Regions from separate parts of the Homo sapiens genome. Here region 1 is linked to region 2. A link is a contact called in ENCODE Hi-C or POLR2A ChIA-PET data. All regions are on one chromosome and are shown on one strand. Each heading gives the region's core, a stretch centred on a gene start or an enhancer-like site at or near the end of the contact. The rest is flanking DNA. Distances are from core to core; before and after follow the strand shown. Region 1 overlaps CDK6-AS1 (CDK6 antisense RNA 1). Region 2 overlaps CDK6 (cyclin dependent kinase 6).

The links. A loop is a pair of places that touch in the nucleus more often than their neighbours do. ChIA-PET counts read pairs that join two places held with the same protein, here RNA polymerase II (POLR2A). Pooled maps may share reads with other maps.
Region 1: a map with no recorded cell type shows a loop between it and region 2 (13-fold over the local background). The contact joins two enhancer-like sites. A Hi-C loop is called at or near these places in 6 of 37 single-sample maps with no recorded cell type and 13 of 50 pooled maps. POLR2A ChIA-PET finds 5 or more read pairs at or near these places in 5 of 52 experiments (activated CD4-positive, alpha-beta T cell, activated CD4-positive, alpha-beta memory T cell, activated CD8-positive, alpha-beta T cell and 1 more).

What each region holds. Positions count from the first base shown.
Region 1 is chr7:92,901,688-92,906,464 of GRCh38, forward strand. The region is part of intron 1 of CDK6-AS1 (CDK6 antisense RNA 1); the gene reads left to right. Among named protein-coding and RNA genes, the nearest start is that of CDK6, 68 kb to the left of the region's middle. Within about 2 kb of position 2,769, at least 4 of the 41 ENCODE cell types and tissues checked have a DNase peak (open chromatin) inside an H3K27ac peak, as active enhancers do.
Region 2 is chr7:92,811,140-92,815,575 of GRCh38, forward strand. All of the region lies in intron 2 of CDK6 (cyclin dependent kinase 6), which reads right to left. Among named protein-coding and RNA genes, the nearest start is that of CDK6-AS1, 23 kb to the right of the region's middle. Within about 2 kb of position 2,397, at least 3 of the 41 ENCODE cell types and tissues checked have a DNase peak (open chromatin) inside an H3K27ac peak, as active enhancers do.

The DNA of each region.
Region 1 (4,777 bases), core at 1,519-4,018, 91 kb after region 2:
AAGGGGCTTTTCAATCTTTAGCCATTACTACCAATTCTGTATAATCATGACTTACAAACATATTTATATGAAGACTAAGTCAGCAAGACACAAAACCCAGCAGCTATAAATGAGAATATTGATAGATTGACTATGTAAAAATATTATACTGTATCAGTCAGGGTTCAACCAGAGAAGCAGAACCAGCAGGGAGAATAATTATAAATACAAATTCAAATTTAAATACACACACACACACACACACACATACACATATATATAGACAGATATAGATGCAGATAGATAGATACATGTATAGAAAGATAGAGATGTGTGTGTACACATACAGATAGACACACACACACACACACACATATGGATTGGCTTGTGTGATTGTTGGGGCTTACTAAGAAAGTCTGAAATCAGTAGAGAAGGTCTTTAGAAAGGGAATATCATAGTGTGAAACTTCATATTCCTTTGGGAGAAGCCTCGGTCCCACTTTTAAGGCTTTTCAACTGATTTAATCGGGTTTACTCAGATTATTTAAGATAATCTCCCTTATTTAAGGTCACTTGAGTAAGGGCTTTAATTATATCTGCAAACTACCTTCACAAGAAAACTAAGACTAGATGTTTAATTGAATAATTAGATATTGTAGCCTAGCCAAGGTAACACCTCAAAAAAGTCATCATATATACAAATTAAAAATTTACATACAGCAAAAGACACTGTGAACAGAGATAAGCAATATGCAAGTAAAATATCTATACAATATAGGTAATAGACAAAGGATTAATATTCAGAAGTTACTGAGTTCCCCCAAATCAGCAAGAAAGACAAGAATTAGTTGATAGAAAAATGGGCAAAGGATATGCATAGGCAATTTACACACAAATTTTCATAGTCTGATGAAAAAATACAAGAGAATGCTCAAATTCACTACTAATTAGGGAACTGAAATGTAAAGCAATAGCTAATTTTTCCTTATTATTTTAGCAAACATTTAAAATTATGGATAGCATCAAAAGCAGGCAAAAATGCAGATTAATGGGAACTCCTGCTAGGAATCTGTCCTTTCTTACTTTCTTTTTTAATCACTAAGCTCATATGTTTGATTGTTATGGTTGAGTCTCCCAACTAAATTCCGTGATTCTTTCCTCCCTATCTGAGTTCAGCTTGCATAGTACTACTAGATACATCTTAATCCTCTCTCTCTTTTTCCCTTACATACACACAGACAATGCCTTAACATTATTTGTAATAGCCTCAGCCTGGAAACCACTAACTGTCTAACAACTATAGCATGGATAAATAACTTGTGATATATTCATGCAACAGATTATTTATAATAAAGAAATTGACTATGAACTACAAGAATCAGCATGGATGACTCCTCAAAAATACTGTTGGGTAAAGAAGCAAAACAACAAAGAAAACATCAAGCATGATTGTATCTGAACAAAGTTCAAAAACGGCAAAACTAAACTATCTTATTTAGCAATGCATACCTAGGTGGTAAAAACAAAGTAAAACAAAGAAATGGTTATTCCAAATATTTGGGTAGCAATTACCTTATGGTTTGGGAATGGTGGATGCGGAGGGAGAAAGTTGTGATTTGGAAGTTAAACTCAGGAGATTTCGAAGTTAAACTCAGGAGATTTCAAAGTTAAACTCAGGAGATTTCTGGGGTGCTTTCGATCTTAGACTTCTTGACCTTGATGGCAATGACATGTTAAACAGAACATACATGTTTTACGTTTTCACTCTATTTGGTTATAGTTGATAATTTTTTAAATTTAAAAATACCACAAGGGAACTTCCTGAGGTGCTGGTAGCTATTTCTTGACATGAATGGTGATTGCATAACGTGTGATTTAAAAAATTAAATTTACTTAAAATTTCCACACTTTTCTCTTTGTTCTATTTGGCTAAAAAATTGTAAAAATAAAGTAGATAAAAAACCTTTATGAATTACTCCCTCCCTACAGAATAAAGATCAGATCCCTAACCTTTCAAAGTCCTCCATATATTGACTACCACAACCTTTCTAATCCTAACTCCCACTACTGCCTTCATAGAAACCAATAATAATAATGATAGCCCAAAACAAAAGTAAAAAACCCCAAAAAACCCCAACCTTCAAAACTGCAAACAAAATTAAAAAGTCCACAAATACACTAATTTTACTAAATTTCCTTTAACAAAAAACTTGACCTTGCCTCTTTTTATTCTTTATTTGAAGGATTTTGAATTGCCTACCACATGTTTTCCTAAGATGAATCAGAGCAGGATGACATGCTTGTTTAGTCTTTGATGATAATGAATATGTATTTACACGATTGTCAGAAAGAACACATTTCTCCCAAGTTGTTACCTAACTGGTATTGTGTGTTTAAGAATTTTCTTTCTGATTTAAACCAGCTAAAGCCAGTTTTTTAAAGGACATATATATATATATATATATATATATATATATATATATATATATATATATATATATATATATATATGATGTTAGATATTGGTTTGTGCCCAAGAAAACACAGGGAAAACTAAATAACCCAAATCAAGCCCTGAGTATTCATGTGCAGACTATCAGCTTCACACTTAGTCATAGTCAACTTCACACCTAAATGCCATTGAAAAGAAGCAGGGCCAAATGTTCCTGGAAAATGGGACTCTTAGGTTCACAGACGTTTGCTGAAAATACCTGAGCCCCATGCTTTGGGGAGATTTCACTAAGAAGATTGATATGCAGCTTCCAGGGGAAAGAATGAAGGAGGGGCAGGATGTGGTCTTGGTGAATCAGAAGCGGCCCTCCTTCCCCACCCCTCTTCTGAGTCAGCATGCAGCCACATGGCCCCACATGGTGCAGTTCTGGTTCTCGGATGAGCTGTCATATGGGGTCCTCCCTGTCTGCCTTTATTAAAGCACTTGGTGATTTCCAGCAGCCCTATTTGTCATATAAATAGTTTTGTTCTGTCTATAAATTAGTCAAGCAATTCATTTTTGAATCTTTCTGATAGTGACACAGTGACATGAAGTGTTGTTGGGTTTGCTTGTTGTTGGATTTGCTTGCCTCATTTGGTCCTTTAAATGGTAAAGTAACATCACCCGTTTGTAGACAGCCTCGCAAAAATTTGAGCCTTTGGTTTTGGAACCAAGTCAGCTGGGTTCAAATTCCCACTTGCCACCTTCCAAACCTGGGATTTTTTAAGTGCATATATTCCTTTTTGCCTTAGGGCATGAAACATGTGCTCAGCACTTGGTTGCTGCAGTGGGAACTGAGAGTCATTCTTGCTGGTCGTGCTGGTGGCAGAAGTTATGGCAAGCTCCCACAGAGCAGTGGCAGACTTGCCAGTGCCCGTGTCTGGGCTCCAGGTCTGGCAGTGTGGCAGAGTGGGCCACACTCACCAGTGCTGGGCAATAAGACAGTGTTTTCACATTGGACCAGCTCCATTACTTGATCTGGGGTATTGTTCATGGCTACAGAGTCCTCACATTGGCAGTCCTGGCAACTCTGGGAGTTCTGCAATGCCCTTTTAAGCACATTCCCTTTTGCTTAAACGAAAGTTGGTCTCTTTTAATTGTAATGAAAGATATTGACTGATATAGTGACCTTGTGAAAATTTACTTTCTCATCTATAGAGTAGCTTAATAATAGCCATCTCTAAGGGTTATTGGGAGATTTCAATATATTAATGCATGATTTGCATTAATCCACACTAACTATTTAGTCCACACTATTATCCACCCTAACTATATTCATCCACAATAACTATTTAGTCAGTGTGGTGTCTGGCACTAAAATATTAGTTATTAATTATTAATAATGTGCTGGGCACAGGAAGAGCATTGGACTGTCTGTAATGAGAGTGCGTCTTTTTATCAGGAGGGCCTCACTGTTTTAGGGTTAGGAATGATAGGATTAAAAGTAATTTGGGAATTTTTATGACTCATGACTTTATGGTTGGTTGATTTAGGCAACGATATAGCTTTTGTTTCACTTATTAAATTTAAATTTAATTTATGGACTTGTAAGGGCATAAATTTAATTTTACAGCTTGATTTTGACACAAAGCAAGATACTGAACATTAACACCACCACAGAGGCCTACTATGTGCTCCTGTCCCTGTTGTTACTTCCTCCAAAGGTAACCACGGCACAGATTCCTATTACTATAAATTAATGTTGCCTGTTTTTGAATTTTATTTGAATGAGATTACATAGTATATACTCTTTTGTTGCTAAATGTTATACCTTTGAGGTTCATTAATGTTTTTATAGATAGATATAGTTTTCTTCATTGCTAAATTGTATTCCATTATACATATATACTACAATTTATCTATTCTATTGTTAATGGGTAATATAGTTTGGCTCTGTGTCCCTACCAAAATCTCATGTCAAATTGTATCCCCAGTGTTGGAGGAGGGGCCTTGTGGAAGGTGATTGAATCACGGGGACGGACTTTCCTGTTGCTGCTCTTGTGATGGATTTCTCACAAGATCTGGTTGTTTGAAAGTGTGTAGCACCTGCCACTTCACTCCCTCTCTCTCCTCCTGGCCATGTGAAGACTGTGCCTGCTTCCTCTTTGTCTTCCACCATGATTGTAAGTTTCCTGAGGTCTCCCCAGGAGCAGAAGCCTATACATCCTGCAGAACTGCAAGCTAATTAAATCTGTTTTCTTTATAAATTACCCAGTCCCAGGTATGTCTTTGTAGCAGTGTGAGAATGGACTAATACAATGGGCATTTGGGTTGCTTCTAGTTTGGTGCTATGGAGAATAATGTGCTA
Region 2 (4,436 bases), core at 1,147-3,646:
TCAGTACCCAGCATTTTCTCATAGAATTTCCACAGGTCTCCAGCATTGCTTTCTGCAGTATTTTACTCATTGGACATTCTTCAGCTATATAAATAAGCATTGTGAACGAGCCTGGGATTCAACTACAGTTATAATGTTGTATCTACTAGAAATCCTGAGTGCTCAAACCCCAATGTAGCAGGGTACTTTAGGCAAACATCGTTTTAGTCCCTTCACCATCCTTGTACACTGAGACACGTGGCTGAAAATATTTACGCCCTCCTTACCGTGTGTAAAAACAAAATGAAAAGATTCTTTCTTGGCCTTTGACTCTCAGAAGGAAGAACAAACTGGGGTGGCTTCGAGTGAACAGTCTTGAGATTAAATGTGGAAATAATTATAGCACTTGAAGATGGCAGAAGGTGGCATTCAAGATGACAGTGTAACTCCATCTAATAGCAACCATTTGTTGAACAGCTCCTATGTCCGTAGTACCTATGCCTTGCCCTTGCAACTACTACCTGATATAATGTCACACTTAACCAGAGAAAAAGTAGGCAGACTTGAGAGATTCCTAATGGACTTAATCATTTTGTCCAAGAGAATGAGAGATGCACATAATATTAGAATTTGAAGATTTTGTCAAGTTCTGCCACCAATCCTATTAACAAAACCACCCCCCTACAAAATATTCTGAAGGAGAGGAATAAGTAAGGCAACTAAGTACTTGACAAGTATCAAACACTTAAAAGGGCGAGGCGCAGCAGCTCATGTCTGTAATCCCAGCACTTTGGGAGGCTAAGGCTGGAGGATCATGAGGTCAGGAGTTCGAGATCAGCCTGACCAACACTGTGAAACCCTGTCTCTACTAAAAATACAAAAATTAGCTATGTGCCTGTAATCCCAGCTACTCAGGAGGCTGAGGCAGGAGAATCGCTTGAACTTGGGAGGTGGAGATTGCAATCAGCCAAGATGGTGCCATTGCACTCTGGCCTGAGCAACAGAGTGAGACTCCAACTCAAAAAAACAAAACAAAACAAAACAAAACACTTAAAAGGTACCTAACTTCAGAGACATCACTTAATATGTGTCCTAATTTTACAAATGAAGACATTGAAGCTTAGAGGTAGGAAGCATAATGGGGTTAAGACACATAGTCATGTGGCAGAACTGGAATGTGAACCCACATTTGACCTCCTCTCTTAGGTAATCAATAATATCCAATAATCAATAAGTAATAGTGTTTGTTATTTCTGAGGCCCATGTGTAGCTTCAGACTTTTAATTTAAATTTTCTCATTCAATTTTTTTTTTTTTTGAGACAGGGTCTTGCTCTGTCTCCCAGGTTGGGGTCAAGTGGTGTGATCATGGCTCACTGCAGCCTCAAACTCCTAGGCTCAAGCCTTGATCTTCCCACCTCAGCCTCCAGAGTAGCCGGGACCAGAGGTGAGTGCCACTATACCTGGCTAAATTTTAGGAAATATTTTTTGTAGAAATGAGGTCTCACTACGTTGCCCAGGCTGGTCTCAAATTCCTGGCCTCAAGCAATCCTCCCACCTCAGCCTCCCAAGGTGCTGGGATTACACACATGAGCCACTGTGCCTGGCCCACACTCAAACTTTTTAAGATGACAGCACAGTACCTTTCACAAGGATATCATATATTGAATTACTGAGCTGTGGTTCAAAAGTTTGTTCATGGTTTACCGTACAGACATTAACCACTGCTCAATCATTTCTAAAAACATATATAAAGTTGATGCCAATTCACAATCACCAGAATTTATTTTTAATTGTCATACTAATTTGGTGATCAGACCCTCTTCTATGTCAGAAACAAAGGGCATATATGTGAGTTGACTGCAGCCTTCTGACAAGGAGCAATTTTCTTCTAAGTAAGTTACAACTAAATTCCCAGCCTTGGTCTGTACACCCATGATCTAACAACTTTTTTTGCCTTTCTCAACAGTGGCCAAGAAAATATATGCAATTCATAGTAATTCATGATTTGGGATTTTATTTCTATGTAAAATGGGATAATTTTTAAGGACCCTGAAGTCCTTTAAATCACAAATCACTTTAGGGTAGCAGTCTATTCCTGCCAGAATTCGTTTACTGGAATTACAAAGTAAATAACCGTGAAAAGAAGATGGAGGTGAAAATCAAGGTTGTAGAGAATTTGAGAGGGAAACAGAAAGGGAATCATACTGCTTGCTTTTAAAAAAAAAATGCACCAAAGCTTTCTTCATTCAAGCAGTTGGTTTTGTTCCCTAACTGGTCCCCCACATATCTAAGTGCAATGAGTACATTCCCAACTCCTACTGCCAAGTTAAAATGAAAACGTTCTCAGTCTAGAAATGATTGAGGTGGTTTTCTTTAATCAAATTAGAGCAGCCAAATGTTCCTTTCAAAGGTAACTGTCTACTCTGCAGCTGTATGCAAACTACCACATCAAATGTGAGGGAAAAAATAGCGATAGAATTGTGTCCTTACAGTACAGAGCTAGCTGCAGAGATGGAGAAACAAAAGCATTTGTACAGTTAAGAATTACATTCACAGTGAGCTTCCAGAAATATGCTGACTTCACAAACTGTGAACAATGTATTGAAACTTCCAGTACATAATTAGCTATTTTGGGGAGGGGAGGAACATGGGGGGAAATGCCCCCTTAAAAACGGCTAAGCAGCAATAGATACCTTGAGTCATTTACCCTCCCAACCAAAGTTTCTCAATGAGAAACATTAAAAGACTGGCTGAGACTTCATAGGAAAAAAAAGTCTCATAGACCTTGCTTTTTCACTTCCTGTCTCCATCAAAAACACACCACAGTGAGTAAACTTGAGTATCCCGCAAGCTTCAATTAAGCTTGTAATGATTCATTTGCATGCAGAATTTATTCTTTTAAATAATCAGACATGGGAATTTCCTGCAAAGAATTAATTCATAGTGGGCTTATTTTTTCAGTTTGTTTCCCTTAAGAAAAATCAATTGGCTAACATTCCCAATATGATGTCAAATTAGCTTTTCTATGTTACAATTTATATCAGCTGTTGGTTTCAGGGATGGTATATCAACAGTATGAAAACCTAGAAGATGACAATGAATTTATATAGCCAGGTGCAATCAGCAACAGAAGAATGAAACAATGTTCTTTCTTCAATTATGGATCCTCTCCAGATGGTTATACTGTCCTCTAAATTAAGGAATGTGGAATAAATAGGGGAAAAGTATATCTCATGTGATCCCAATATTTCTCCAGAGCAGCTGTTCTTAAACTTTTTTGCTTCTGGTGAAATTAGCAGACAACTTCCTTGGTTCACATGCCCTTTGACATTACCCAAATTTAAGAACTGCTGCATAACAAAAACTTCCCGCAGGTAATAAGCAATTCTTGGGCTGCAGCCCTTCTGCTCCCAACCAGGAAAGCAAACTGAATTGCAAAAAAAAAAAAAAAAAAAAGACATTTTGATTATTCAAAAATTTATTTTAAGAAGTGTAATCAGACTTCCAGTTCAAAATGGTGGACCTATCACAAATATTTGCCTCCATTCTTTCTCAGTAAAAGAAATAAACCCATAATTACAAAAGGGCGTCCCACATACACAAAAAGGAGAGAATTTAGTAAATTTGCTGGGTGACTGAAAATAAACAGAAATAAGGTGATGGAAGAAGTCACCAAAGAGATAGTAGTCTCCAAAGTGAAGAACATATAATCAGGAGATGTATTAAGAAAATATCTTCTATTTTTAGGTATTTTGTACCCCTTCATTTCAAAATCATTATTTTTATTAAATATATAATAATATATCTGTATATGTACATAATTTTTATAATTCAGTGAATATCAGTGACATGCTCAAATATTTTTACTAGAAGGGAGGCCACTGCCCTAGAACAAGCCATGAGGGCACCGTGGAGGAAGCAGAAGCTGGACTACGAGTCAACAGGTGCAATGGAAAAAGGGAGGAAGAAGGGCAGCCATTTTCTTCCCACATTCAGGGGAGTCAACTAAATGTCTGTATATAGGGTAACTGCACCAGTTAGCATTCCTATTGCCATCCCTGTACCTAAGATCTTGGAGTAAACCATTTCTTATTGTGACATTTGAGAGTTTTTCCACATCCTGACAGCCATTTTTCCAGCCACCCAAAAGTAAAGCCTGTGAAGCATACTCCCATCCCAAGATTCCTATGCCAAACAAGTCTCCCAAAAATTTTACTCAGAAATGAGAGCCAGCAGGGAGGAAAAGATCCTATTTAATAGTCTTACTAGCTAACCAGTCTTTATAAAAACTAATGGACATACAAGGCAGTAAGGGAGCAAGAAGGTCCAGACTTCTTACCTGCCAGAAACAACTAGAAACTAGATAAACATATGAAACAACTGCTTTCAGATATTGGACTATAGGTAGTAGAGGACTGTGATCCCTGAGAGAGGGGAAGCAAATGAGGTGAGCCCT